Linked DNA regions of Mus musculus: region 1 is linked to region 2. Evidence: chromatin loops called from intact Hi-C (ENCODE). Cell type or tissue: left cerebral cortex. All regions are shown on one strand. Each heading gives the region's core, and the rest is flanking DNA. Links, peaks and the distances in the headings are about the cores only.

Evidence for each region. A loop is a pair of places that touch in the nucleus more often than their neighbours do. Peaks named below come from ENCODE experiments on the same cell type or tissue, not always from the same donor. Only the 100,000 strongest peaks of a DNase experiment are listed, where the experiment ranks them.
Region 1: a loop joins it to region 2, with 2.7 times the contacts of the local background. A loop is called at or near these places in 6 of 42 quality-filtered maps.

The regions. Positions count from the first base shown.
Region 1 is chr1:58,688,791-58,704,632 of GRCm38, reverse strand. Flacc1 (flagellum associated containing coiled-coil domains 1) reads left to right here and starts at 8,644. Exons shown (of 15, transcript NM_175370.5): 1 at 8,644-8,731; 2 at 12,188-12,332; 3 at 12,851-12,928; 4 at 13,675-13,720. The coding sequence starts at 12,220. In left cerebral cortex, for the core only: a CTCF peak has its summit at 6,825 (motif pointing right); a DNase peak (open chromatin) is centred at 6,825.
Region 2 is chr1:58,469,299-58,485,140 of GRCm38, reverse strand. It overlaps Orc2 (origin recognition complex, subunit 2), which reads left to right. Exons shown (of 18, transcript NM_008765.3): 8 at 1,438-1,498; 9 at 3,988-4,181; 10 at 4,792-4,890; 11 at 8,598-8,707; 12 at 10,200-10,332; 13 at 12,740-12,836; 14 at 14,055-14,201; 15 at 15,302-15,473. Among named protein-coding and RNA genes, the nearest start is that of Gm23966, 11 kb to the right of the region's middle. In left cerebral cortex, for the core only: CTCF peaks have their summits at 8,085 and 8,284 (motif pointing left); no DNase peak of the experiment used is centred there.

The DNA.
Region 1 (15,842 bases), core at 2,972-10,971, 220 kb before region 2:
ACCGTTCCTCAGCTGAAGAGTTCTGAATCCACGCAGTCAGATCCTTCTCAGCAGTCTGTTTGCAAGAACACTTCATTACCACCATTCCCCAGCTGAACAGTTCTGAATCCATGCCGGATCCTTCTCAGCAGTCTGGTTTATGGGAACACTTTATTAAGCGCTCCTTCCCCTCGATGTAGTTCTGAATCCTCCCTGTAGCAGGGGGTCTTCGCTCTTGCCTGAAGATGTTTCTTTACCCGGGTTTCGGCACCACTTCTTGTGCGCCCCCTGACTCGCCAGCAAGAACCACACTGCAACAGGATCCTTCTGCACACGTTTATTGGGAGAGCTTGATTGCCGAGGCAAAGAGACACCAAGCCCAGAACTAGTGCTGCTTATATAGGCCTAGGAGAGGCATGTCTCACACCCGGATTGGTTATGCATGGGTTATGCTTACCACCTCATTTGCATTTCTCACATCTGATTGGTTAACATGTCTCTCATCTGATTGGTTAACTTGTCTCTCATCTGATTGGTTAATTCTCAAAACCTCATCTTGGCAAAAAAAAAAAAAAAAACCTTTACTGCCTATGTATGCGTGGTAGCCAGCGCCATCCTGCAACAGCACATGTGGCTTCCCACAGGAAGGTTGTCCACACCAGCAATCATCACAAGCCTGATCAGAAATGGTAGCATTAACTAGATAGCTATGACAAATTCCACAAGCCAGCATAAAGTCAGATCTGTCTGGGATGGCACGAGTTTAAAAATCAGTTCCTAAAATGTCTTTCAACTTGTGTAGACAACTTTTCTCTGCCTGCCACAAATGTTCATTATCTTTACTCTGAGGGCCTTTTCCATGTGGTCAGTCAGCTCCAACAAGGCAGCATTCAGTGGCACAGGAGCATGCCTGGGTCTTCTTCTGTTTTCATAGATACCTCATCCCCTAATGCAATTGTTTCTCACTATTGCCCTTTAAGCTGCACTTTGAATACCCAGATCTCATCCATTTATTCCATAGCATCCAAAAATGCTTTCAGTGATTCTCATGCTGCCAAAACCTCACTCTGAATGCTTACTGGAAGTCCATGGTATCTAGGAAACAGGTAAGGGAGCTGTTTCTTAGGGTCATTAATGATGAAACATCATGATCAAAGGCAACGTGCAGGGGAAAGGGTTTGTTTGGCTTACAAATCCTGAATCACCATCCACTGAGGGAAGCCAAGACAGGAAGTCAAACTGGGTGAGAACCTGGAGGCAGGAGCTGAAGCAGAGGCCATGAAGAGATGCTGCTCACTGGCTTGCTCAGCCTGCTTTCCTATAGCATTCAGGACCCTCTGCCTGAGGGATGGCACCATCCTCAATGGGTGAGGCCTCCTCTAACAATTATTAATTAAGAAAATGCCCTACAGGCTTGCCTAAAGCCCCATTATATGGAGCTGATTTCTCAGCTGAAGCTCCCTTCTTTCAGATGACTATAGCTTGTCTCAAGTTGACCTATAACTTGTACTGTAAGATCGAGAATCGACAAATGGGACCTAATGAAACTCCAAAGTTTCTGCAAGGCAAAAGACACCGTCAATAAGACAAAAAGACCACCAACAGATTGGGAAAGGATCTTTACCTATCCTAAATCAGATAGGGGACTAATATCCAACATATATAAAGAACTCAAGAAGGTGGACTTCAGAAAATCAAATAACCCCATTAAAAAATGGGGCTCAGAACTGAACAAAGAATTCTCACCTGAGGAATACCGAATGCAGATCTCAGATCTCATCCATTTATTCCATAGCATCCAAAAATGCTTTCAGTGATTCTCATGCTGCCAAAACCTCACTCTGAATGCTTACTGGAAGTCCATGGTATCTAGGAAACAGGTAAGGGAGCTGTTTCTTAGGGTCATTAATGATGAAACATCATGATCAAAGGCAACGTGCAGGGGAAAGGGTTTGTTAGCATGCACCAGCTAACTGTAAAAGCCAAGAAACAATGTGTTGGTTCGGAGGGCATTTAAACTTGGAGTAAGATGTTGTCCACTAGAAGCATCCTCTGGTTTTAACTTAACATCACTGAGGTAGGTATCCACCCATAGAAGTTTATCCCAACCACAGCTCCTGTCTCTAGAATAAGCCAGTGAGGTGAAGAGAGAGTGCCTGAGGTTCCAAAAGCCATCTTAAACTCCATAAAGCTCATTAGACCAGAGCCTGCTGCATTTTCTGTTAGACTGTTTGATGGGTTCCATTTAATATTGCTCACAGGTGCCAAGCACATAGGAACCCTTTGTTCTTCAGTTGTAAATCTCTGGGCAACAGTATTACGAAATGGAGGCTTCTTCCCTGAGCCAAGGAATCTTTCATAGGCTATTTTCTTGGAGCACTTGATGTCCTGGGAGCCTCAAGAGGCTTTCATTGGGGTCTGAACTTGAAAATGGGGCAATTTGGCATATGCCTTCACTCAAATGCATTAATATTGATTTATCTGTTCATACTTTTTAATGGGTGAAAATCTGTATCAATCAATACTTGTTTTGATATTCAACTTACCCTTATTTGGCCCAGAGAAAACCTTTCAAACTGACTTCATTCTCCTTTGGTTCTCTGAGCACTTCCTTGGTAGCTGCTCTAAATGTTCCATGTGCAACCTGCTGTTCCCATGCTCCAGTGCTGGAGCCAGGTGTTTCTTCAGGGGTCTTGATGTCCTTTAGTGAAGCATTCAGTATGTAGAAGCCAAGATTCAGATGCTGAGTGTGCTCATTGTTATAGGCAGGTAAGTTAACTGCTCTAAGGCCCCTCAGAGGACAGTGTCAAGCAGTGTCTCTCTCTCTCTCTCTCTCTCTCTCTCTCTCTTTCTCTCTCTCTCTCTCGTGTGTGTGTGTGTGTGTGTGTGTGTGTGTGTGTGTGTGTGTGCATGTCTCTGTGTGTTTCGGTATGTGTAAGTCTTCCTTATCTCTTACTTCTATACATGTCTGTGTTTCTTGAAAACTACAGGTTCCAACAAGCCATTCTCATTCAAATGCAGAAGCTCAGACTTTACAATATTTCTCTTTTGCACTTCTCCAATTCCCCTTTCCAGTGAAATTTCAATTAAACTGAGTAAGCCTGTGTACAGTCAGTCTCCTAATGCCACTGCTGTGTCTCCTGCTTGACTATCTTCTCAGCCTCCTGGGCACTGGAACTCCCCACCACACAGCCCCTCTGCCTCATGTCCCCATTGTTCCTTAATGACTTTAGGATTGTCTTGTTATGAATGGAAAGGATGTAGGGGATAAACTTCTAAACTTTGTGAATGGAGGCTGGGACTATAGCTTACTGTTGGAGCACTTGCTAGGATGTATGAGCACCCCAGCACTATTAAAAATGAAACTAAATAATATGCATGCATGATGAAGATGAGGGGATAGAAAGGACAGTATGGTAACAAAAATATGGTTAGATAAGAGGAATCAGCTTTGATATTCCATGGCATGGTAGGAAGGCTACAATTACCAATAATTTACTATCTATTTCGAATAGCCAAATGTGCCAGATAGTTTTTGTCAACTTGGCACAAGCCAGGAACATCTGGGAAGGAGGAACTTCAAGTGATAAAATGTCTCCATCAGGCTGGCCTGTAGGCAAATCTGTGGGATATTTCCTTAATTAACGATGGGTGTGGAAGGGTCAGCTCACTGTGGGCGGTGCTCCCCATGGGGAAGTAGCCCAAGTGCTCAGAAAGCAGGCTGAACAAGCCATAGGGAGCAAACCAACAAACAGCATCACTCTGTTTCTTTACCTGTGGGTTCTGTTTATCTCATTCCTTCCCTGACTTCCTGTCCTGTCTTCCCCATGGTGGACTGTGACCTGGGAGTTGTAAGAGGAAGTAAAGACTATCTTCCCTCAAGTTACTTCTGGCCACGTTCCTTATCACTGCGACAGAAACCCAGATAGGCCACCAAAAGATAGAATTTTTTTTATATTCTTAAAAGTTTTAAAGGTATCCAGGTGTGGTGGCTCACACCTTTGATCCCAGCACTCAGGTTGCAGATCTCTGTAAGTTGAGGCCAGCCTGGCCTACAAAGTGAGTCCAGGGCAGCCAGAGATATTACACAGATTAACCTTGTCTTGAAACACCAAAAATGTAGTTAATATTAATTGATTTTTATTAATTATCATTCATGGGTATTAATTATCAGTTGATGAAATTATAAATGATGTGTTGTTTTATTATCAATCAGTTCATTGATTAATTGACTAATAGTAATTAACACCTTTGTTCATTCAGTTCCCAGAGAAAAGACAAAAAACCTTTTTGTTTATAATAAGCCTTAACAGCACTAGAGCTGGGCAGATATCAACCCTCTGTGCTATTTTGTCTACTTCCCTGTCAATAACCCCGAGTTATAACTTGCCATGTTCTGTCTGGGACTCTCTTAACTCCAACTAGTCAGCCCTCGTGGCCATGTTTTCACACAGTGCCTTCTCTGCTCTCCTTATCTCCCTCCCTTCTCGGGTGTGGTCTCTGCCTTAGGCCCAAAGCCTGGCAAACAAAGTCCCCCTTCCATGTCTTCTGCCCAGCTACAGTCTATAGGCATCTTTATTCACCAGTCAGGGAGAACTTGGAGTCAAGGTTACATAGCATCACTTGGTATATGCAAGGATCTATTCACCCCTGGGGGCAAGGAGACCATGGAGGCCAGTATTTAGCATTATAACACATAGTAACAGATCAAACTGGACCTAAATTCTACACAAAAATGAATAAATAATTAAATGTAATGGTAAAATTTTAAGATGATGAATTTTCTAACTACTCTGAATTGATCATTACACACTATGAGCATGTGTTTCATAATTGTGTATAATTAATAGCATATTAATTAATTATATATTAGGGATTAAAGCCATGTGTCACCGTGCCTGGTTGATTGACTGATGTTGATTCCTGGGACCCTCCCTATCTTCTGGATTTTTCTTTCCAATTTCTCTTTGTTTGCCTTTTAAATGCTGGTTCTGTCCATTCTCCTTTGTCAAGCAGATTTTTTATTCTTTTTTTTTCTTTCTTTTTAAAATATACTTGATTTAGAACCTTGTTTTATTTAAATGTGCTCTTCATGTTACAGGACAACCTTTCAGGGTCAATCAAATATGTGACATCAGGGAGTTTCCTCCAAACTTCTAAAGGCTCACAGGCAGGGCTCTAAACTTCTCTAAGGCAGCTTCAGGATCCAAAGGAGCACGGCACAGTAATTGTGGCCTAAGAAGTAAGGGTTCCTGCCAGGACACGGGCTGAGAAAGAAGGTCAGCTGGGTGCTTTCTCTGCCTCTCTGAGCTTGCAGGCTCTCACCCCAGCATCTGGCTTCTGAGTCTTCATTGGCAAAATTGGACAATTGAAATTTTGTTTAAAAAACAACAAAGTATGAAACTATATTTTGTGTGTGTGTCTGCGCAGGAGTGTATGTTTTTTGAGACAGGGTTCCTGGCCTGACTGGCTTGAAACTTGCTTTGTAGATTATATTGGCCTTGAACTCTCAGAGATCCACCTACTCCTGCCTCGTGAGGGCTGGAAATAAAGGCATGCACCTCCATGCTGGGCTAAAACTCTACTTTTTGACATAAGATGTTGGTAACAGTCTCACTATCTTTGTGTTTTCTTTAACAATTAAGTATGAGTCAACATTCCATGCATCCAAAAACCCAGAAAGATTGGAGGCTTTGGGCGTCGACTTGGCTTCTGTCTTCACTGTATTAAGTTTGACATCTGCAAGCATCTTTGCATTGTATTGTTTTCTCATTGTTTTATATGAAGGACCGAATGCCACAACAGTTTCAAATTTAAAAAACTCTCTAAACAGGCTGGCAAGTGGTGTCAACAGCATTAGCTAAAAAATTTTTTTTCAGCACGCAAAGTGTGCCAAAGAATGTGGTGTTAGTGCAAAATACATAAACTCAAATATTATTTCACAAAACTTAATTTTTTTTACTTCACTGAAATCACTAAATTATTAAGGAACAAAATAGTCACATCACGTGCAGACATTATTGATAATAGGCCATAAATTTTAGCAAGTACAATTAGAAATTAAAGCATTAAAAGAAGAAAGAGCAGAAAGAGAAAAGTCGTGGGACACTTGCATCTGCACAGCTCCCCTTCCTCTGCACTGCCAGTCCCTCCTGCGTGCCCTAGTGGTCTCTGTCACTGACCTGCCTGCTGCCAACACAAAGCACAAACCCTCTAAGCATACAAACTCTGTCAGCCTTCCTCTTAAGAAGGGAAGTGCCAGTTGTGGTGATGCCTGTGAGCCCAACATTTGGGAGACCGATGTGGGACTGTCTGTCCAAAACCTCCCTGTGCTGTGTCGGGAGTGAGGTGGAGAAGATGGAGGAGTGAAACTCCAACTGTGGTCCCTCTGGGTGTGATCACAGGAGCACGAGCTTTCACATTTCTGCAGCTCCTTGGTTGGAACTTTCGGGTGCAGCTGAGAGTCCAAGAGGGTTAGCACAGCATCCTAAAGTCAGAACTCAAAAGTCAAAAAGCAAAGCCGGGCGTTGTGGCACACACCTTTAATCCCAGCACTCGGGAGGCAGGCAGATTTCTGAGTTCGAGGCCTGCCTGGTCTACAAAGTGAGTTCCAGGACAGCCAGGGTTACACAGAGAAACCCTGTCTCGAAAAACAAAACAAAACAAAAAAACAAACAAAAAAAGCAGCCAGTGGCAGCTGAGTGCCCTGGAGATCTTTGCACACCTCTGAAGAGAACACTCTTCCTCTTGGGTCCATTCACACAGTCAGCAAATACAGTCACACTTTAAATGCAAAGCTCCTGGCTGCTCAAGGCTCATAGCATTTGCTACCTCAGGAGGGCAGCAACATCACACAAACCAAGACTGATAGCAAGGGCCAACCTACTAAAATGCTAGCCCTTGTTCCCTCCATGCCTTGAGGAAAGACACCATGAATACCACTTCCCTTTGAAAGCCTTCACTTCATGCCCCATCTGCTGTTTTGGCGCTGACAAAAGTGTAACTGTATTGAGGCTGGAGTATATTGGGGTGTGGGTGTTTGGGGTAGAAGGTACCGATATCTCAATATGGCATTAGTGCTGGGCATGTAGCTCAGTGGGTGACAGAGCCTGCCTCTATCTGACCACCACAGGGAAACAACTGAACTGACGCTAACAGGTTGATGTATGCCTGAGGTGAGCAAGCATCTGGAGTTTCCTTCACCATCTATTGTCCTCGTGTTAATGGCATAAGAGAAGCCAGTTAGCAGGCCTGTGGCTGAGTCCTCTCACTTACTGACCACACTGCCTCCAGGTTGTCTTACACGTCACAGTCGCCTACATGTTCACCCACTCCCTCAATCAATCACTAAATCCGTTTTTAGAGTCGTCTTTGAACGTATGGGACTTCTGATAAATTCTCCAGTAGACATCACCAGTCAGGTGTCCCCTTGGGGCCTCCGAATGTCCAAAACAGAATGGACAGTCTCTTCTCAAATCTGTTCATCCCCAACATAGTCCAACCAGTGAGCTGCACTAACAGCAGTTCAGCCACTGGAGTTGGAGACTCAGGAGTTGAATGCCTCTCCTTCCCTCCCTCTCACGTCCCAGCCTGTGTTGTCTTCTGGTCATCGCCACTGCTGGCCCACATCTAAGGCTCATCAGGCCTCTAAGATATTTCTACATGGTTTCTCTGTCTCATACTACGGCTCTTCCTCCTGTTTCTTTGCTTTGGTTGACATGGTCTATCTTACATGTAAATCTAGTCAGATAACTTCTCTGGTTGAAGTTCTTGTTCTCTCTCTCTCTCTGGTTTTTTGAGACAGGGTTTCTCTGTTTAGCCCTGGCTGCCCTGGAACTCACTCTGTAGACCAGGCTGGCCTTGAACTCAGAAATCTGCCTGCAATTGAGTCTCTTAAGGTAACATTTTTCAGCTCTTCTCTGTCCATTAGCCTTTCTTTCTGCTCCACTGAGCACAGGACTGAGGTCGCACCCCGTGCCTAGCTGCACTGGCATTCAGAGGATACAGGAGGCTTGTGAACTTCCAGCTTTTGTAAACTATGAAGTGTGAACCATCACAGGACCAGGAAGCCAATCTAATGGATTACAATCAGTCTTGATTTATAAAAGAAAAACAGAATAGTAAACAATAGAGTATTGTTTGTGAACCTTCAGTATAAAATGTGTGTCTTTTAGTGAGTTGTATTAAAATTAAATGAATAAGCCAGCACTTTTTTGGTTTGGTTGTTTTGTCTTTTTTGTTTTGCTTTATTTAGCAAGATCAACTTCGCCTAGGGGAAAACTAAAACCGCACAGGTAGCTAAAAATTTCATCGTTTCTGTGGATTGCCACAGGTCTCAAAGGCTGAGCTTCAAAGAAGGAAGTGCCCACTGTAGTTAGTTCTAGGTTTCTGAAAAACGGAGGAAGTTAAAATCAACTACAAAAATCCAGGAACTGTGGCCATGTGTCCATAAAGCCTAGTGGTCCCGCAGTAAGTCTACTGTTGTGGAAATTAAGCTTCTAGGGCCTCACATGTGATACTGGAACTCTTATATGTATTCCCTGCTGTTGAGGATCTGACTTGAGTGTGAAGATTTAACAGTTTAACTGGCTGCTTCCCCAACATTCTGTTGGGAAGAACAGAGAGCTTTGGGCCAATGAGGTGCCGCCATTGGGTTTCCATAGTGATAAAAGAAACAAACCATCCTGGGGCACAAGTCAGGCTCAGTCAAAGGACTAGCTAGAGGGTGAATTCCTCCTCAAGGGACTTTCAGGTAATAACTGGGGACAACTGAACTGTCTTCTAAGGGAAGCTCCTGGGGTGGATGGCCGCGGAACCCTTCTAAACACCACTGGCTGGGTTTGCAAGTCTTCAAGGCAGTCTGGAGATTTCTGCCTTGGCATCTCAACCACTTGGGAATAAACACAGCAACCATGAGTTCTGAAACACCTTGATTGGGTGAGAAATGACCCCTGAGTTTCCCTAAAACATTATGGTTTCTTTAAGACTCACAACCTGGGAAGGGACCACAAGGCCAATGAATCTTTGAAAGAATTAAAGTAAGATCTTGGGAAGAGTTTCCAGCCGCTTGTTGAAAACCCACCCTTTCTAAAGCTCTGCTCACTCAGCGACAACTTCCGGCTGTGAGTGAAACACCAGGGAGATAAGACAGGGGAAGAAAAGAAGGGAACACACACACGTGCCCACACGCACATACATCCACACACATATCCTCACATGTCTAAACATACACACACACACACACTCACACACGCACACACACACACACACACACACACACACGCACACACACACGCCCGAATGCACATACATCTGCACACGTGCCCGCACGCACATATATCAGCACACACATCCACACATGTATGCGCGCACACACACACACGCACACGCAAACTCACCAACCAGTAAACGATCATTATCAAAAGGCCCTAAAAGTGGTCCTTACCAGCTTCCTTGCCTCAGTTTCAACCCTGACACCCTCAGACCTACCTCGGGATTTGCTAAGAGCCCAAGTCTGTTCTAAGGGCTCAATAGCTTTGCATTACTGATTTTAAATGCTTTGAATATGGTTCCCATAGATGCAAAGGGAACTTTTCTTTTTAAGAAAAAGTAATAAATAATAAGGCGTTTTTTTGTTTAGAATGGGAAAAAAGGAAACAAACATTTATCAATACAAAACTGGTTAAAATATAAGTAAGTGAACTGATATAAATGTAGAGTTGTGAGGCAAGAGAAATGGCCCAGGGATTAGGGTGCGTGCTGAGCTTCAAGAGAACCTCAGGTTCGTTGCCATAAACCCCATCTAATGGCTCCCGACAGCCTGTAGCTCCAGCTCCCGAGTGGCTAATGCTGGCTTCTGGCTTCCATGGCTCCTGAACACTTATGATCTACACGCACACAGTCAAACACACACACACAAATACGAATAAAGCTTTTTTTTTTTTTTAATTTAGAATTGCAGCCGGGCGGTGGTGGCGCATGCCTTTGATCCCAGCACTTGGGAGGCAGAGACAGGCAGATTTCTGAGTTCAAGGCCAGCCTGGTCTACAAAGTGAGTTCCAGGACAGCCAGGGCTGTACAGAGAAACCCTGTCTCAAAAAGACAAAAAAAAAAAAAAAATTTAGAATTGCAATGATACAGAAACATATCCCAGACTTACTTGAAAGGTTGTTTAAATTTTGCTTTAAGATAATACGATGCTGGAGGAGTAAAATGCAGTGGGGGAGGGGTATAGACAAGCAAGATTAGTCACACTGACATTGTTGAATCTAGGGGATAGGTGAGCTTACTTTACTCTTTCTCTACATTTGGAATACTTTTATATTTCTTTTTTTTTATTTATTTTTATTTTATTTATTTATTTATTTATTTATTTATTTATTATATGTAAGTACACTGTAGCTGTCTTCAGACACTCCAGAAGAGGGAGTCAGATCTCATTACGGATGGTTGTGAGCCACCATGTGGTTGCTGGGATTTGAACTCCAGACCTTCGGAAGAGCAGTCGGGTGCTCTTACCCACTGAGCCATCTCACCAGCCCTCTTTTATATTTCTTGATTGTAAAAAAAAAACCTTACATTTAAAAATGATGACATCTTTTACATAATAGGAACTCGTGGTATTATCTTAAAAAATATATCCAGGATGTAAATATAGTTTGTTCCTGTTTATAGGAAATTATGTAAGTCTGTTTCTTTAGAATGCAGAAAATTCTGGAAGGCATACACTCAAGTATTCTCACTAGTCATCTCTGGATTTTGTATTTTTGATGTTTTTCACTTCCTTAATCTTTTCTGTAATGACTGTCTCTGTAACAAGCTGATTTCAAGTTAATATACACATACATACAAATAAACCTATGTTCTTTTAAAAAGAGAGAGTTTTTCTATATGTAAAAGCCATGTAGTTCATGGGATTCCTTTCCATGCACAGGGCTGAGAACATGGTTCTTAGTAAATGTTCAGAGCAATGCAACCCAGCCCGGAGCAGCTCAAGCTAGACTTTTAAAGGTGCTCATTTAACTTTAAATTTTATTTTTTTCTAAGATTTACTTATTATTATTACATCTAAGTACACTGTAGCTGTCTTCAGATGCACCAGAAAAGGGCATCAGATCTCATTACAGATGGTTGTGAGCCACCATGTGGTTGCTGGGATTTGAACTCAGGACCTGCTGAAGAGCAGTCAGTGCTCTTAACCACTGAGCCATCTCTCCAGCCCAACTTTAAATTTTAAATAAAACAATGTTTAATTTTATAAGCTCAAAAGAGCAGGCTTCCTACGTTCCCATGTCTAATGTGTAAAGTCAGGCCTACCTGATTTCAAAGAACCCCCAAAATTTTCATAACAGGTGTCATGAGGGGAACAGGAAACAAAGTTCTAGCATTCTGACCTAATTTTCAGTTTTTAGTACCTGAGCTACAAAGTCTCTTTCTCTATGTACAGGTGTGTGTGCGCGTGCATGCGTGCGTGTGCGTGTGCACATGTGTGCTCACACGCTTATATATGTATGTATGTATGTATGTATGTATGTATGTGCATGTATGCATCATCAGGCTCTGGGGGGGTGGGAACAGGGATGGGTCTGGTTCTGAAAACACAGGGACACTATTGATTGTACCATAGACTCCATGTACTGTCAAGTCTACCTATCAGTGTCTTCAGGATTCAGATCTCTCCCTGTCTGGGCTCACCCGAGAGTAACTCTCATGCAGCAATCATAAAGAGGGCTGTTTTTAGTTCCCTTCTGCAATTCAGACACATGACCCAAATTAAGAAACAGGGCCATTTGTGCTCCAGTTGGAGAAGGACAACAAATTTCCCGGAAAGTTCTGTGCAGAACCCGCTGTGAGGAATCTCTTCATGCAGAGCAAGCTATGTGAACTTGAGGAGGACTGAGGTCATAGGAACTGAGCTAATGCTCCCAACTTTGCAACGTGTTGCCTCTGTGACATCCATGCGTGTCACCTGAAGGCTAGCCAGCAATAGTTAGGCAAAGATTGTACACTTGGATTACAGTCATGACTCAATTATTCAAGATATGTATTTGCTTTCCTGTCAAGTAGCAACCATAAGGCAGTGACAGCCTGTGTCAGCTCAGCCTCTGCCCTTGTTCTTGGTGCTGCCCTGTCTTCTGTTGTCCCTGTCTCTGTTTGCCTTGGTTTCTGAGTGGTTTAACTCTCTGTGGTTGTTTTTGCATCTCAACAGGAGCCCCTGGCCTAGCAAGACTGCCTTGTACCATGGACCCCAATCCTTTCATCTACTGTACCTGCTGTGACTGCTGCAAATTGGGACAACCAAAGCTAATCAAGACCCCTTATCCACTTCCAAAGCACCCCACGGGGAAGTTTAAGTAAGGATAAGCTAGGTTGGACTAGGAACAGGAGGTGAAAGTTTCCTCTGTGGTCCTCTTTGCCTTACAAGACTTCCCAGTAGAGAGCTTGCCACCAATTCCCCACAGAACAGGGTGCCCTGCATTCCTGCCTTCCCCTCCAGCCTCCTGTTGCCCTGATCTTGCAAGCCTGTTTGACTCAATGGCATTTCAGTAAAGTCCCAACTTTGCAATTTTGTGGTACAATGTGTGTGTGTGTGTGTGTGTGTGTGTGTGTGTGTGTGTGTGTGTGTGTGTAAAACACCCAGAGAGCTTTGGTGCCAGCTGCCCCTCCCCAGGAACCTGGCCTTGGGGTTCGTGCTGATGACCAGGAGATAGTAGATAAGAACCTGCACCTTGGACCTGAGGTCTTAAAGGCCTGTACTCTCCACAATCCCAGTGATCACTTTCCAGTTTGGAGTCAGCATGGGCACTCCCTTATCTGGGAAGATTGAGTTAGCTTTTTTGATTTCCAGTGTTCATTTATTTATTGTTTCCAGGCCAGTTTTACCTCCACCAATTTCAAAAGAACACAACTCACTCCTGTCCCAACCAGGAAAATCTACTGTTTCCCCAAGGTAAGTACTTTTAACTCCATGAAGCAATGAATAAAATAATAACACTATACAAGAGATCAGTTTTCTCTGAGAGCAAAAAAGAGTACACCCCTGCTCCCATTCATTTTGGACTTCTTCACTGAGGCCCTGTGCCAACAAATTACCCTAGGTGCCCAGGAGACAAACACATACACACACACACACACAAACACACACACACACACACACACACACACACAAGACCTCATGGCTGACTTGAACTAATTTGCTATCAAGGATGTCAGAAAACTGCCACAATCCATTGATTTGTCCCCTCAACCAAATCCATGGTGATTTCAGCTCAGAGAAGGTAAGGAAGCAGTGCCTGGCTGCAGAGAGGAGCCCACAGCCCTGGAGAGCAGGGAGATGGAGCATGGCACAGACTGGAGGTGGTCAGGTGGCTGACCTAAGATGTAACTGTGTGGGGCCAATGCACTTATGAGAAACAAAGTGTCAGTCAGCAATAAGATGTGAACTCTGTGCAGACAAACACGGGGTCATGGGAAGGCTCTGAATGTTGCAAAGGCATGGAGTTAATTTGCCCTGAGAGCTCCAGACTGCACCCACATCCATTTGGACTGCTCCCTCAATGGGGCCCTAGGCCAAAGTGACCCCAGCTCCCCAGGGTGCTCCTCCAGAAGGGCAGAGCTGGCGACACCAGGGTGCGGCTCCCTGGGCTCCACCTGTTTTCTGCTCTTCTGCTTTCTGAGCATGTTTCTCTCTTGCAGGGACAAGGTCCAGTCAGGAAACACAGAGAGCAGCAAAGCACCTTCTGTGAGTAAAAATGGGAAAAGGGACAGGGTGAGCATTTATCTGGCACCTACTGTGTGCAAGCATGAGGTTTTTACACCCTCACTCTGCCAAATCTTAACAGAGATCCTCGGAGAGATCCTTATATTATTAATGGTATGCATTTGAGGTGGCTGCTATGTGGCCAAACTTTAACTAACCCCAGCTACTTTCCTTGGCTATGGAGGTCCCTGGGGGAAAACAGATGGTAGTGTGTTACGGTACAACTCATGCCCCAATATAGGAAGACCTCTGTGTACTGGAAGCCAGAGACCTTGAGGCAGCTGTCAGGGCACCTATGGCTGTAAAGGGCAAGGACATTGGCCTCAAATCGTGAGTCTTCACAGTTCTGACACAATTGTGAGAGCAGGTGTGACCGCCCACAGCCACAAGAACCTGTTTCTCCTGAAAGGCAGGCCAGGGCTAAAAGCAAATAAACGGGGAGAAAAGGAAGAGGCCAAGACAAAAAACTGATCAAAGCCCAAAGTTAACTAAAAATCTGTGTTTATATGGGGGGAAAGCCCATCTCCCACAGATCCACACTTGATGCCTATCAACAGCCTATAAGCAATCTGTCTGACAGCACTGGTTTGGCTAGAAGTGTCAATCACTGGGTTGCCTGCAGTCTCTGGAATCTCTCAGGAATCTCTCAGCCTCTCAGCAGGTAGCAGTATCTTGGAGAAGACACTTGACAGAACAATAGAACCATCTAGGTGGGAAGGCTTCACCTCAGGTGGTCTCATTCTCATTGGCAGCGAGGTCTGAGCCAGCCTACTCAAGGCTGGGGGAGGCTACAATTCCTCCCTAATATATAATTAAAATTAGCTGGACTGAGACATAAAATTTTTTTATGCTCCATTGTCCTGCCTGGGAATTACGGTAGCTGGCAGCCGTGCCCAGCTTGGGAACTTGGATTTTCTATGAATTATTCTTATCTGTCAAGGAGAGTATATGCAGCTTGCTTGTGTTTATTTTGCACAAACATGGCTCTATGGTGTATTATTAATAAACTACGGCCTCTTGGCATATACCTCTGTCTTAAGATTGATATAGTTCAGAAATCTGGTTGCCCGTCATTGGCTAACCGGCCCTCATAGCACACCTTATTCCCAAATCAGACTAAAGCCACAATACATACTCAATATGTTCCTTCATATTGATGAATTTCTGTCACCTGTGCTTGCTGGAGGGAGGCTGCAAGCTTGCTGAAGACAGGCTGTAGGGAGGTGACTGACCTGCTTGAAATTCAAAGCCCAGAGTTGAAAAGCAACAGGATAAAGGCTTCTTTGGTGAAGTCCAGGTAGTCTATTCAGTTGCAAATTAGCAATGATCAAGCTCAAACTCTGGCATCCAGTGTTGGGGAGGTAGCAATAGCAGTTAATTCTCTGAAAGTGGAGGCTGTGTTCAAATGAACTCTTCTGGCTAAAAAAAGATTTTTAGCCATCATCAAGGTTGGAATCATACTTACTAGAAGATTCGGGGCTCTTTCCAATTGACAAACCAATCTTTCAGGCAGCCATTGCTCTCTGTCTTCTTTTTGTGAAAAAAACACAGACAGAGCCTCTTCCCCAAATTAAAACAGGGTCTGGAAAATTCCACGTATTAGTTAGGGGGTCCCCCCATTTAACCATGGCATAAGAACTGGAAGCAACTGGATGCCAGTAGCAATCCCCTGCAGGCTGACTTTTAACATCAGTTTGCAAAAAATTTAAAATAAATAAGACAAAAGCAAGATGTGCTTTTGGTGACCTTGGGGGGTATAATTGCCCCTGTTTTGCTTTTAAAAGCCAAATTTTTAGAGTGAGATGAGCATGTTCAACAATTCTTTGTCCCATGGGGTTGTAAGGAATTTCAGTTTTATGTTTGATACCAAATTCCTAACAAAATGAAATAAAATTGTTGCCAGGATAGGATGGCCCATTATCTGTCTTAATGACTTTAAGCAATCCCATAGCATTAAAGGCTTCTAGGCAATGATCAATTACATTTTTAGAGGCCTCTCCTGTATGTAGAGAAACAAAAAGAAATCCAGAACAAGTGTCAATACAAATGTGTACATATTTTAATTTTCCAGATTCTACATAATGAGTTACATCCATTTGCCAAA
Region 2 (15,842 bases), core at 5,161-13,160:
AACTTACAGACATCTGCCTCCCTCAGCCTACTGAGTGCTAGATTAAAGTTATTCACCACTATAAGTCAATTGCTAATGACTATTAGGTAGCAAGGTCTAACCTTTCTCTTCAACTTTGTAATCTGCCAGGGTACTATTTCCTTTCCTGTTGCTGTGACAAAACAACACGACCAAGGCAGTGACAGAATAGTTTGCTTGGGCTTTGCAGTTCCTGAGGGTTAGAGTCCATGATGCTGGAGCAAAGGCAGCAGGTAGCAGGCAAGGCTGCTGGAGCAGAAGCAGAGAGTTCACATCGCAAACCACAAGCACAAAGCAGAGAACTTAGGTCTTTAAACTCTCAGACCCTACCAGAGTGACATTCATCCTCCTGTAGGGCCACGCCTCCCAACCCTCCCTAAACAGTGGCACCAGGTAGGCATTTGTCCCCCTGCGGGGCCACGCCTTCTAACCCTACCTAAATAGTGCCACCAGCTGGGACCAGGTATTCAGATGCACAAGACTGTGGGGAATATCTCCTTCAAACACCCCAGTCGGTCCCTATTACATCTCTCAAACTCCATCATAGGCAAGCAATAATAGCACTTGGGATGAATTCCTGTTTAAGAGGGCTATCTGTTGAGCTGTCTGTATCAAGAGAGCTTTGTAATTTACCACATGTAACTTGAATTCAAGTCCCTGTAATCTAGAGAATGCAGAACACAGAAAAGAAAATATAAAACTGCTTAAGAGACCTTGAAAAGTATCATAGTCACTGTTCTATTATTGTGATTAGACACTGTGGCCAAGGCACAACTCTTTATAAAAGAAAGCATTTAACTAGGGGCTTTCTTACTGTTTCAGAGGCTTAGTCCATTGTCATAGCAGGGAACATGGCAGCAGGCAGGAGTGAAACTAAAGTAGCTGAGAGCTACCTCCTAATCTGCAAGTAGAGAGGGGGGCTAGGCTTGGCATGAGCTTTTGAGCCTCAGAGCCCTCTTTCTCCTACAAGGCCACACCTCCTAATCTTGTGGGAGAGTTCCATTCACCGGTGACTAAACATTCAAATATATGAGCCTATGGGGCCATTCAGACCACCATAAAAAGAGACCATATGAGAATTTATTCATTTATTTATTTGCTTATTTATGTCTCAGCAACTGGAAAGTGAATGCAAAAGCAAGGGTCCCTATGGCATGATGGCAGAAGCCAAAGCAGACAGAAAGGATGGAGACAGGAGCCTGATGGTGCTGGGGAGCTTTTCAGACAGGAAGGCAGACCTAGTGCCTCTAGGCAGACAGGGCTGCAGTCTCCAGTCCTCTGCGGCTTCCTGCCAGTGCTAGTTTGTCCAGCCTGACAACAACATGTTTGTTTTGTTTTGTTTACTTCTTGGATTGATCATTTGCTATTATATTATTGGTTATTCCTACTACTTACTATGCTTTTTAAATTTTTAAACAGAACAATAACAAAACTGAATTTCTGTCAACACAACCTCATAATCTAAGGAAAAGAATAATAGGTATGTATTTTTATGTGAAGTTTTGTTGTTTGTTTGCTTTGCCTTTTTTGAGACAATATCTCATGTAGCCCAAGCTATCTTCAAATTCTGTACATACTTGGCTGGCTTTAAGCTCCTCCTCATCCTACCTCTGCTTCCCAAATGCTGAGATTACAGGCACCTAGGTCAGAGTCGATGGCGGTAAAGCATGCAGGTTCTGTATATCCACTGTGTGACTTCTCTGTCCTGGGATGCTCGCTCCCTGGCTCTTCTGTCTTCACCTTCATTCATGTACGAGTGTAATGTTGGTACCACCTTAGAACTGCTTGAGGTAAGGGACATCAGCCATGCTCAGGGAAGTGTCACTTGTGCTTAAGTCTAGACAGTGTGAGTGTGACTATTGATTATAGCAGTTCCCTCTGTCCTTCCTGACGCTTTTCATGAGAGAAAGGATGCTCATGTTTCTAGACTGTAGGGCTGCATCCATACCTACAAAGCCGCATCATGTCAGGGGTTTTTCCTCTTAATATGCATATGTGTTAACGTGCCAACTCTGCACAATGGGGAATCCTCCTATCCCTACAGTAAAAACGTACTGACTTGGCTAAAGTTATGACACCAACACTTTGGGAGTTAAACATAACCCTGTATTTATTTTGTTGAATATAAAGCCAGTGCTGTCTTTATTTGGAACGTATAAAATAAGCTCCTGTTTCTGGGAGAGTGGTGGGAACAATGGTGTCTTGTAGAGGGCATACTTTCTGAATTGGCTGTGGGATGCAGCCATGTGTGCTTCAGGCCTTTCTGCATTGACGCAGACAGATGATTCACAGCATGCAGTGTCTACAGTCATGGGTGTCAGGATTGGCACAACCACTCAGCAGTATCATTCTGGGCCTTGCTTCTTTCAAGTTTTACGTTGCCACTAGCATTTTTAATCTTTAAGATTGGTTCTTCTTGGGCTGGAGAGATGACTCAGTGGTTAGGAGCACTGGTTGCTCTTCCCGGCTGCTCTTCCCCAGGTTCTGAGTTCAATTCCCAGCAACCACATGGTGGCTCACAACCATCTGTAATGGGATCTGATGCCTCCCTTCCCTTCCCCCTTCCCTTCCCCCTTCCCTTCCCCTTCCCCTTCCCCTCCTCCCTCCCCCTCCCCTTCCCCCTTCCCTTCCCCTTCCCTTTTCCCTTCCCTTTCCTTTCTTTCTAGATTTCTAGATTTATTGTATTTTATGTATATGAGTATACTGTGTATTTTATGTATATGAGTATGTATATTGTATTTTATGTATATAAGTACACTGTGTATTTTATGTATATGAGTACACTGTGGCTGTACAGATGGTTGTGAGCCATCATGTGGTTGCTGGGAATTAGACTTAGGACTTCTGCTCTCTCTGGATAACCCCACTCCTCTGGCCCAAAGATTTATTAATTATTATTAATTAACAAATAATAAATAAGTACACTGTAGCTGTCTTCAGATGTACCAGAAGAGGGTGTCAGATCTCATTCTGGATGGTTTGAGCCACCATGTGGTTGCTAGGATTTGAACTCAGGACCTCTGGAAGAGCAGTCAGTGCTCTTAACCGCTAAGCCATCTCTCCAGCCCTTGATGCTCTCTTTTGGTGTGTCTGAAGACAGAGACAGTGTACTGATACACAAAATAAAGAAATCTTTTTTTAAAAATTGATTCTTCATAATCAGAATAGTATCTGTTGCATAAGCAGGTAATTTCCTTTCCCGCGGGAAGAAAAGCCAGAAGCTTTCAGTAATTCACAAATCTTGGTGGACAAAGTAGTTTCAAGTGTGTGAATGAAAGCAAGAATTTTGCAGAAGGAAAGGTGATTATCACAATTTTTTTATTATATAGTGGGACACATTACCACACTGTCTAAAAGAGGAGCTCTATTAGCAAAGAAAAGGACAGAGAATATTAAGTATAACTGGTATTTTACTACTGATATTCTTAGCAGTTGTTTTAGATACATTTCAGGGGACAGAGAGATTGCTCACCAGATAAAGCACTTACTTTATATGCATTCAAATAAGAATTTTAATCCCCAGACCCCATTAAAAAATGAGTGGATATTTAACCTCTGTTATACCAGTATGCATGGTGGCTAAATAGGGTCCCCTGAGCAAGCTGGGCACATTCGAGGCAAGAAACCCTGCCTCAATATATAGTATGGGAATGATCGAGACACCTAAGTCAACCTAGAACCTGCATCTGTACATGCATAGAAGGGCACCTACATAAATATATGCCATTCCAGTGCATATATTCCAGGAGCACTCATACATACAAATAGTCCATTCCAATATAATTTTCCAGTAGGTTAGTAAGGCATGCTAAAGCTTAGAGAATGTATACAATTAGTTGTGAAATTATAAGGAAGCAATGACAAAATTGTAATTAAAATCTCTTACTTCAAAGCCCACATTCTTGATTTCCTCCCAATAGCTTTTCTGTCAGCCTATCAAATTTTCCAACTGCTTTTACCCTCCTACAGCGTCAAGGTCTCATTATGACAGTGAGAGTGAGTATTCTGCTTCCAGCTCAGAGGATGATGAAGAGGCTACAAAAGACGAAGAAGAAGACACTAATGTGGCCAGGCTCTCTCAGAAGAGTCAAGGTCAGAATAGACTTCTTCCAGCTCCTGTTTCCAAAGAGACACTGCCTAAGAAAAAGAAAAGAGACAAAGCGGTGAGTGCAGATGGAGTCTTGGGCCTTAAAGGATAGTTGTATGCAGTCCCCTTCGTAGGCTGCCTCACACGGGCAAGTCTGCGGCGGGGCCAGCAGTCATTCTCCTTACTTTCCTGTGCTCTTTACACATGAATTCCCACACATACTTGTTTCTGTTCTTGAACTTTCTTTTTACTCCTGGGTACATAGTCACGGTCAGTGCTGTAATATACATAGTGTCTCTATATTATGTAGCCTTGGCTGCCCTGGCAGTCACTCTGTAGACCAGGCTGGCCTTAAACTCACAGAGATCCTCCTGCCTCTGCCTCCCAAGTGCTGAGATTAAAGCTGTGTGCCACAACACCTGCTGATTAGTCTATTCTTTTATGTTTTATGAGAGTTAATAACATTTATTGATAGAATTAAATTATCTTTGGTGTACTATTTCTTTAAAAATCCTGTCAGTAACGTTTTGTAGTCAGACATGTTGATACACTGTTGTTCCCAGCTGTCTGGGAAGCTGAGGAAGGAGAATTTCTTGAGCCCAATGTTAACTAATATTAATATATAGATTTTATATAGCACAAATATCTGAAATTACTTAGCCCTAACTTTTCTTTGTCTATTTCAGAGTGACTTGGTAGAAGAATATTTTGAAGCCCATAGTAGTTCAAAAGTCTTAACATCTGATCGAACGCTGCAGAGGCTGAGGAGAGCCAGAGTGGATCAGGTAGGCTGTGAGGGTGTTACCAGCGTTGTCTGCTGTGACTTGAGAATGCATCAGAGAGAAGTGAGCCTGAGCAATCGCCCTGATGCAGTAAAGCACACGTTAATGCGCTGTGCTCATTAAATGTTTATTGCATGAATTAGATGATTAGAATTCTATTTGACATAATTAATTTTACCTGTTTTCTTGTGTATCTTTTTAGATTTAGATTCAGGATTTAGATTAACTATGGAGGTCATAGCTTTCTGATAACCAGGTACTACTGCTCTGTTCCTCACTGTAATCATTGTCCTTTACATAAGAAAACCTGTAGCAGACTGCTCACTGTCACCAGCTTTGCAGAAGGTGTGAAAGTTGTCTTCCTTGCTCTTTTGGAAAAAGTTGTAGAGTGGAGTAAGGTAGCAAGGGTGACCTTGCTGAGCTCATTTTACAAAATGTCCACTATATCTGCCTTTGTTGGAATTTTGACTGACATCCTCCTCCAACATAGGTCACAACCGCTGAGTGATGACGTCTTTCAGTAGGGCTTTCCTAGCCTCCATAGGCAGCTTACGTGCATGCACCTCCCTCTATAAATAAAGAAAAAGCAAAAGTCTAAAAGGACAATGGGGTTTATAATTTTAGGGCAAGAACAGTGTTATTGGCTGACTTCCACGTTGAGGTACAACTGCTCAGCAGTAAGAGCATGTACAAGGGCCTGCCTCAGTTTCCAGTGCCCATATCAGCTGCCTCACAACCCCCTGCGTTCCTGATTCACGGGATCTGATGTCCTGTTCTGGCCTCTTTGGGCCATGAGCACATTTGGTGCATAGACGTGCATGTACTCATACGCACACATAAAAATCCATTAGAGTAAAAAAAGTTGAGAGTGATTGAGGAATATGCCCGACAATGAACACAATCAATCAGTCAGTCAATCAAGCAATCAATAAATGGAAGGGGAGAGAGAGACAGAGAGAGAGAGGGGGGGGTTTCCAAGGAAGCAAAGGCACTAATGTCTGCTGTCTGTCTTTTATAAGTAACATAAGAGAAACCTAAGTGGCTCTAAGGTCAGAATGACCTTCGAGTGAGTAGGCTCCAGGAGATTGAGAACCTGCTGATGATAGGGAAGGGAAGGAAGAGGTTACAGACATAGCACGAGCATTTGCTTCTCCTGCCTGTGGGTTAGCAGGAGGTTAGCAGATCGAGGCTATATGCCATGTCTGTCTGACTTGTTGAACCAGTCAGGTGACTGAGGAGTGTTCTTATGATGGTAGAGACTTAAGGAGGAAAGCAGATAACCTCTACAGCCTTGGGTAAATGCTGGCAATCTTTTTTTTTTTTAAGATTTTATTTATTTATTATACATAAGTACACTGTAGCTGTCTTCAGACCTCATTATGGGTGGTTGTGAGCCACCATGTGGTTGCTGGGATTTGAACTCAGGACCTCCAGAAGAGCAGTCAGTGCTCTTAACCGCTGAGCCATCTCACCAGCCCCAATGCTGGCAATCTTACTTGTGCCTTGTTGTGACGAGCCAGCTGTCATGGCTGAAAGTGAGTCAGGAGTCAGGAAGTTATACTCCACTCAGTTAGAAGGAGCAGGCAGCACATCAAGACTGGGAATGGACAGCAGTAGTATAGTCCCCTGAAAATTGACATTTCAGGTATAAGTGTGTAGATGAAAATAGCACTGCCAAGTTCATACTCAAGTAAATATCTCACTGCCTAGGATGATAGCGGTGCTTTCTGTGCCCTATCTGCTCTAAACACCAGAAGACATGAGCGCTTAAGATGAGGTTCATTTCTCTTTTAAGTGTGTAAATAAAACTATAGGACCTGATATTTGGGATTTTGATTGTAACTTTCAGTAGTAGAAGTGTGTTTGAGTCAGTGAGGTGGCTCAGCGGGTAAAGACCCTTAGCACAAAGCCTGGTTCTGACATCAGAACCTACGTGGCAGAAGGACAGAACTGACTTCTCGAGCTGTCCTGTGGTCTTCACACGTGTGGTGTACTGTGGCTCATATGCACTGGTGCATACAAGTAAAACAGTGAGGCAGAACTAGAGTAAAGATGCAAAGGCCTTCTCATAGGATTTTCAAAATGTGTTTGATTTACCAGCTTGAAATTCCAAAGTTTTGGGCTCACTGTCATCAGTATTTTATATTACTGTCATCTTTACAGATTGTACCATACTGTGCAGTTTGTATTGCTGTGACTAATTCCCAGGACAGCAACCTAAGAGGGGGAGGACTTAATTAACTTCCAGTTGTAGTGGTAGAATTCTCATTCAGTTTCAGGGACCGAGCCTTCACATGGGGGCTTGGTATATCCATACCACAGCACCACAACACAACACCAGAGACACGGCATTTGTTAAAAATAGCTTTTGAAAAGGAACAAATACAAGTTTATTATTGATGGCAAATTATAAAGAAACTTTAATGTTTTCTGAAAATTAATATTTTATCATTACCTTACTTTTTACAGTCTTTCAAAGCTACAGGTTTGGTTTTCTCTGATTGTTGTTTTAATGTTGTTACTATTATGCAGAGTTCAGTTCAGGGCTCATACTTGTTAGAAAGCACTCTGGCAGTGAGCTACAGCCCCAAACTCATAGGCTTGGAGAGGTATCACTGTTTTGTTTTTTTCTTTGATTTGTATTTGTCTGTCTGAATTTGGTGTGAACACTGAGAAGCATATTTGGTCATTTTATAGTATGTATGTATATGTAAAATACATATATATATTTATATATATCTTATTTTTATTTTTTATTTATATATTTTTTAATTTTTTTTTTTGTTGGTTTTTCAAGACAGGGTTTCTCTGTGTAGCCCTGGCTATCCTGGAACTCACTCTGTAGACCAAGCTGGCCTAGAACTCAGAAATCTGCCTGCCTCTGCCTCCCAAGTGCTGAGATTAAAGGCGTGCACCACCACCACCAGCCAGTACCTATATTTTTAGATTAAAATTTTATATTTGGAGTGTGTTGTAATCATTTAAATGGTTCTAGGCAAACTTAGCAAAGTTTTGTATTGTTAAAGTTTTGTATTTTTTTTTGTTTGTTTGTTTGTTTTTTTGGTTTCGAGACAGGGTTTCTCTACATAGCCCTGGCTGCCCTGGAACTCACTCTGTAGACCAGGCTGGCCTCGAACTCAGAAATCTGCCTGCCTCTGCCACCCAAGTGCTGGGATTAAAGGCGTGCGTCACCACGCCTGGCTTTGTATTGTTTTTATATACTTGAAATAAGGAGAACTTTGGGGGCTGGAGAGATGGCTCAGAGGTTAAGAGCACTGACTGCTCTTTCGAAGGTCCTGAGTTCAAATGTCAGCAACCACATGGTGGCTCACAACCACCTGTAATGGGATCTGATGCCCTCTTCTGGAGCATCTGAAGATAGCCACAGTGTACTTACATATAATAAATAAATAAATCTTTTTTTAAAAAAAGGAGAACTTTAAGAGGAGTTGTAGACACGGCGCTTACAACCTTTTATAACTGCAGGTTTAGGGGATCTGATGTGCTCTTCTGACCTCCACAGGCACCAGTTATACACAGAACACTCATACACATAAAAAACCCTAAATCCTTAAAAATAACTTTTAATTAAACAAGTATTTAAGCCATGTGTGACATATTTTTTTTAACATTCAATTGGTACACTTCTGATCATACCTGATTTAAGTCTTTATTTCCACTAAGAACTTTGTCTCTCTTGTTTTTCAAAGAAAACTCTGCATAACTTACTGAGAAAATTTGTGCCTTCCTTTTCTGCTGAAATTGAACGATTGAATCAACAGCATGAGAAACTGTTTCATAAATGGATGCTTCAGTTACAGTAAGTTATCATTGTAAGCCCTACACAATGAAGAATAAGTATATGTCTGTGTTAAAACATGATTTGCCAGGTGTGATGGCATGTGCCTTTAATCCCAGCTCTAGGGAAACAGAAGCAGGTAATCTCTGAATTCTAGGCCAGCCTGGTCTTCATAGTGAGTTCAGGACAGCCAGGACTACCTAGAGAGTCCCTGTCTCAGAACCCAAAAACAATGCCAGGATGGTTATGACGTACGCCTTTAATCCCAGCACTCAGGAGGCAGAGGAAGGTGGATCTCTGGGAGTTTGAGGCCAGCCTGGTCTCCATGGAGAAACCCTGTCTCAAAAAAAAACCCCTTAACCAAACAGAAACCATAGTCTGCTGCTGTATTGATCACAGGTTGGCCCTCTCAGTGGGCGAGAGCACTGCTCTAGGAGCACTTTCCCTTTTCATCGTTGCTTAGTTTTTCCATTTGTATTGTATGTGTGAATGTGAGTGTGTGCGCGCTGCAGTGCATGTAGGGGTCAGAGGACAATTTGTAGGAATAGGGTCCAAGGGTAACACCTAATGGCAGGCGTGTATGCCAAGTTCCTCCCCTAACTCCCACTCACGCTGTTGTGGTATTTGTTTTTCTGATGCTGTGATCAAACACTAGGACCAAAAGCAACCTGGGGAGCAAAGAGTTGATTTCATCATAGTATAGTATGGCTGTAGTTATAAAATGATGATTGGGGGAGCGAAGGCGAGAACTCAGGCAGTTCTGTTCCTCCTCCTTACTTGCCTCCCTGTACTGTAGCTTTTCCAGAAGCATCTGCTGCTTCCCTGTGGTCAAACCTTCCAGCTAATGCTGGCACTTTCAGGTGTGCGTTAGTGTAGGAAAGTACAGTTAACATGGTAGTGCGGTTCACTGTTGCTCATTCTTTTGTTCATTTCAACTCTCCTGTAGCCCATGTGAAACATTGCAGGATCGGCCGTGGTTCCTCTTACGTCAGGCTGCAGAAAAAGCTGACAAACACTGGGACTGTGAAGGGTGAACACAGCAGCTTAGCTGTCTAGCTGCCCCAGTCCGCCCTGCACTTTTTTTTTTTTTTGGTTTTTCGAGACAGGGTTTCTCTGTATAGCCCTGGCTGTCCTGGATCTCATTTTGTAGACCAGGCTGGCCTCAAACTCAAAAATCTGCCTGCCTCTGCCTCCCGAGTGCTGGGATTAACGGCGCGCAACACCACGCCCGGCCCCCGCCCTGCACTTTTGATTTACTCATGTATTTGTGAGGCAGAGTCTAGCCTGAAGCTTGCTTTGTAAACCATGCTGGCTCTGAGATTACAGCAGCCCTGCCTCTGCCGCCCAGTGCTGGGATTAGAGGTGTACACGGTGGGGCTGCTCTTTGTACATTACCCTTTGTTCTTTGGGGTTTTCTTTTCTGCAGTCCTTGTGAGCTGGAAAGAAACTGGGGATAAAGCTGGCAGTCAGGAGTCTCATGCTGTAATTTTACAGACATTGTCCTTCCTTACAGCCTTGGGTTCAACATTGTGCTTTATGGCTTGGGGTCCAAGAGAGATTTACTAGAAAAGTTTCGAACCACCATGCTTCAAGATTCCATTCATGTTGTCATCAACGGCTACTTTCCTGGCGTCAGTGTGAAATCAGTAAGTTTACTGTTAAAGGAGTAATATTATGTCCTCTGCCACGTCCTGGCCCCTTAACTGTTATAGTACAATTTCTGCTTCTGAACACTGTATATAAAGGATTTTGCTTTAGGCTTCAGACCACTTAGATCATGTGTTTGTATTCAGAGCAATTGATCTTTAAGTTTTCATGTTTGAATTTCCTACCAAGTCACTGACGTGGGGCAGGGGAAATGGCTTGTTCTGTAAAGATCTCAGTTCAGTCTCATGAACTCTTTCCTTTTCTAAAGAACTAGATGTGGTCTGTGCTTGCAATCCCAGTGCTAGAGAAATAGGGGGAGGGAGGGGCTGAGCTCAGGGCTCACTGACCATCCAGCCCAGCCTACTTGATGAGTTCCCTGCCAGTGAGAGACCCTGTCTCAGAATAAACGACGAGGCTAGAGAGTGGCTTAGCCGTTAGGAACGCTTGCTGCTCTTGCACAGATCCAGGTTCTGTTTCTAGACCCCTCATGGCAGTTTACAACTGTAACTCCAGTTCAGTCCAAAGCATCTGACTCCTTCTGGCCTCCTCGGGCACTGCACGCACGTGTTGCACATACATACATGCTGGCAAAACACTCATATTAAAATGAAAAAAAAACCAACTTTTTAGGAATAATTGATAAAAAAAAGCACACACAGCACCTGAAGAACAGCACCCAAGTTTGTCCTGTGGCCTCCACATTTACCTGCATACAAATGTGCACCCAAACAAGCCCATGCACAAATAATCACTGTCTTAGTTAGGGTTGCTATGGCTGTGATGAAACACCATGACCAAAAAACACAAGTTGGAAGCAAATGGGGAGGGAAGACATTTGGCTTACACTTCCACATCATAGTCCATCATTAAAGGAAGTCAGGGTAGTGACTGAGCTGGTCAGAGGCCAAGGTGCTGCATTCCTGGATTACACTTTCTGACTTGCTCAGTCTGCTTTCTTATAGAACCTAGGACACCCACAATGCTCTGGGCCCTCCCCATCAATCAGTAATTAAGACAATGCCTTACAGGCTGGTCTATACCTGGGTCTTAAGGAGGCCTTTTCTTAGTTGAGGTTCCCATCTCTTAGATGACTTTCTTGCTGTGTTAGATTGGCATACAACTAAGAGGTCGACTTGTCTGAAACCTTAGGGAAATGCTGCCTTCATGAACTACCCCAAGTTACTAGTAGAGCAGCTAAGAACATGCTTGCATAATCTGCCATTTTATTGTACCTGTGTATCATTTTGGTACATAAATAATAAAGGTATAAGAATAGTATATAGTTTTATAGTTTATCATATACCATTTTTACTTCAAATGATTACCATCTGAGAATTATATCAAGGTTTTGGATATTGGATAGTATCCAATGTAGTTTCACCTTTTTAGTGTTCCTAGTGTTATATTGTTTTTGGTTTTGTTTTGTTTTGTTTTGACACATTCATAGTTCGTCCCCCACCACACACACACACACACACACACACACACACACACACAGCTTTTTTCCTTTGGTTATTGGGACAGGTTTTCTCTGTGTAGACCAGGCTATTCTAGAACTCTCTGTGTAGACCAAGCTAGCTGCCAGTTTACAGAGATCTGCCTGCCTATGCCTCCAGTATGCTGGTGTACACCACCACACCTGGCTTACATTTATGGTTCAATAATTTTTGTTTTGTTTTTCAAGACAGGGTTTCTCTGTTTGCCCTGGCTGTCCTATTCACTTTGTAGAATAGGCTGGCCTCTAACTCAGAGATCTACCTCTGGGTGCTGGGATTAAAAGCATGCACCCCTACCTTCCCAATTTGGTGGTCTTATGATTTTCCTGCTCTCTTACATTGTTCGTACCACATTCTTATGTGATATTGGATATTATCCAATGTAAATTCCCTCTTTTAGTATCCCTAGTCTTGCTGTTTCTTTTGACACATAGTTGGTCTCCCAACCACCACTACCACCCCTACACACATACTGTTTTTTTCTTTGGTTATTTTAGCCTTAAGTATTAAAAAAAAAAAAACTCCAACCAAAATGATTTAGATATACTTAAATACCCAGTGGAATTTTTTTTAATTGTCTTCTTTTTTTTTTAAGATTTATTTATTTTATGTAATATGTGTTCAATCTGCACGTATACCTGCATGCCAGAAGAGGGTATTGGATCCCTTTACAGATGGCTGTGATCCACCATGTAGTTGCTGGGAATTGAACTCTGGAAGAGCAACCAGTGCTCTTAACAGTTGAGCTGTCTCTCCAGCCCACCCAGTGGAGTTTAAGTGCTTTTTGAACTTCATGAGAATATCAAAGTCATTTTTAATTTATGAAAAAATATTAATTTGCCAGTTGTATTATCCTGTGTGACAGAGTAAGTTGCAGTTGGTAAGGTACTTTTGCACTTCTGTGATGCAGATCCTGAACTCTATAACTGAAGATGTCCTCAGTCATGTGGGTACTTTCCAAAGTGTTCTGGATCAGCGGGACTGGATAATAAACAGATTTAAAGAAGGTAACACAAAGTACTTCATCTGTAGCATTTAGTGTGAAGTTATATACTGCATTGCTATATTTAATTATTTTAGACAGAAAAAATGAAGATTATTTTAATATTGATACTCTGGTCAGTGCCAATTTAGATTTCTTTAAAATAATTTGTCTTCCCTATTACACTTATGTGGTCTATGAATTTCCTCTAGCTGAAAGGAGTTACACCTAATTGTCTTAACTCTGTGTGGCCTTTTTACTTCTGAATAGTTTTACTTTTTGTTTTCTCAGTGGTGTGAATTGCCTGTAACAGATTTGTATTTTTATGATGTTTAATATTGTGTGTATATGCTTGTTTATAAGTGTGTGGGTGGGGGCAGCAGTGATCACACTTGACTGTACTTGTGTATACAGAGGCCAGAGGTTGACATGGAGTGCCTTCCTTAATCTATCTTCCTCCCCACCTCCCGGGTTTGTGTGGTCTCTCACTGTAGCACTGAGCTAAGAATTTAGCTGGCTGACCATCAAGCACCAATGATCCTCCAGTCTCATCCTTGGCTTCTCAGTCCCCGGGATGACAAATCTAGGCTGCTACACCCAGGCTTTTATGTTTTCCTTTTGTCATTTAATGGTGCTAAGTGTTGAACTCAGGTCTTCATATTTGAACAGCAAGCAGTTTATCTCCTGAGCCATCTCCCCAGCTCCAGATATTGTTCAGTTATTTTTTTAAGAGTTTTTTATGTATGTGAGTACACTGTAGCTCTCTTCAGGCACACCAGATCAGATCCCATTACAGATGGTTGAGAGCCACCGTGTGGTTGCTGGGAATTGAACTAAGGACCTCTGGAAGTGCAGTCAATGTTCTTTTTTTTTTTTTTTTTTTTTTTTTTTTTTTTTAAGATTTATTTATTTATTATATGTAAGTACACTGTAGCTGTCTTCAGACACTCCAGAAGAGGGCATCAGATCTTGTTACAGATGGCTGTGGGCCACCATGTGGTTGCTGGGATTTGAACTCTGGACCTTCGGAAGAACAGTCGGGTGCTCTTACCCACTGAGCCATCTCACCAGCCCGCAGTCAGTGTTCTTAACCGCTGAGCCATCTCTCCAGCCCTCGTTGCTCATTTATAACGTGCTTATTTAGCATCTTACTTTGACATATCCTTTAATACCTAAACATTATATATGCTAAAAATGTTACAGTCCTCACTGAAAATAATAATTGAATTTCTTTTTCTTTTAGATTCTTCTTTAGAACTCTTCCTTCTTATCCACAATTTGGATAGCCAAATGTTAAGAGGAGACAATAGCCAGCAAATTCTTGGACAGTTGTCATCATTACATAACGTGTATCTCATAGCATCTATTGACCATCTCAATGCTCCTCTCAGTAAGTTTCTTGTTACTGTCACTCTTCCTTGAGTCTTACAGAATTTTCTTACTATTTTTCAGTAAACTTTCAACTTGTTAAAAGGTGGTCTCAATTTGATTTCAAAAGTAATTATTGGAAATAAGAGTGTACACCATTTACATCTGAATCACACGAGGAAGTGTTGGCCTGTTATTCTGGTTCATTAAGTTTTAAAGATTCATTTGTTTATTTTATTTATACGTATTTTGCTTGTGTAAGTTTATGTATACCAGAGGCCCATGGGCATCAGATCCCCTGGAACTAAAATTATAGGTGATTGTGAGCTGTCACATGTGTTCTTGAGCCGAGCGTGGTGGTGCGCATGCCTTTAATCCCAGCACTCAGGAGGCAGAGGCAGGCGGATTTCTGAGTTCTAGGCCAGCCTGGTGTACAAAGTGAGTTCCAGGACAGCCAGGGCTATACAGAGAAACCCTGTCTCGAAAAACCAAAAAGAAAAAAGAAAGAAAAAAAAAAGAATTAGCATTCTTAACTATTGAGCCATCTCTCCAGCCTCCTTGTTAAGTTTTACTTTATATATATAAAGTATGTAAACCAGGGCAGCCTTGAACTCACAGAGATCCACCTGCTGGGATTAAAGATGTGTGCCGCTATACCTAGCTGCCTTATTAGATTTTTAAAAGAATCGCTGATGGTGCTGTATTTAAGGTACAATTAAAGCTTCGGAAGTTATCCAGGAAGGTAGCTCATGACCCTGGCACTTGTGAGGCTGAGACAAGAGGACTGTGGGTATGAAGCTAGCCTGGGCTACAGAATGAGACCTTGTCTCAAAACCAAATAAAAAGGTTAAGATATTGGTTGACAGAGGAAACAGATTGCGAGTTATAGGTTTATATAAGGAAGTGACAGAATAAAATAATTGATGATTTTTTTTCTTTTAATGCATACAAGGTGTAAACCCAGACCCTTGTCTGCTTGAAACGTGCTTTACCCCTGAGCTGCATTCCCAGCTTTTGGGCACTTTCCCTTGATGCTTCTTCATTCTGTGCTGCAGTGACATCTCATGTAACGTGACTGTATGACAATAATTTGTAATTCTTTGCTTTGATCATGTTCTATAGTGTGGGATCATGCAAAGCAGAGTCTTTATAACTGGCTTTGGTATGAAACTACTACATACAGTCCTTATACTGAAGAAACCTCCTATGAGAACTCCCTTCTGGTTAAGCAGTCTGGATCTCTGCCACTTAGTTCTCTGATTCATGTCTTACGAAGCCTTACCCCCAATGCAAGGTAAGAATAAAACCCATAAGGAAAATAGTGTATATAAACACACCTATACCTACGCACGCACGCAGCACTGCAGATGTGGCTAGTGCTCAGGTGCTTGACTAGCATGCTAAATACCCTGAATCTGACTCCCAGAACCACTGAGAAAATAAGTAATGTGTGTATTTAGGGACAGGAGTGGAGACCAGTGGTATAGTACTGGCTTCGAATGTACAAGGCCCTCAATTCAATCCTAGCTCTTCAAAAGACAAAACCTGTTTTGTACACTTGAGAATATAGTACTGAATTTATCAGTGGCACTGCTTTAGTTTGATTCTGCTGTTGTGGTAAATACCACAACCAAAAGCCACTTGGGGGAGAAAGGGATTTATC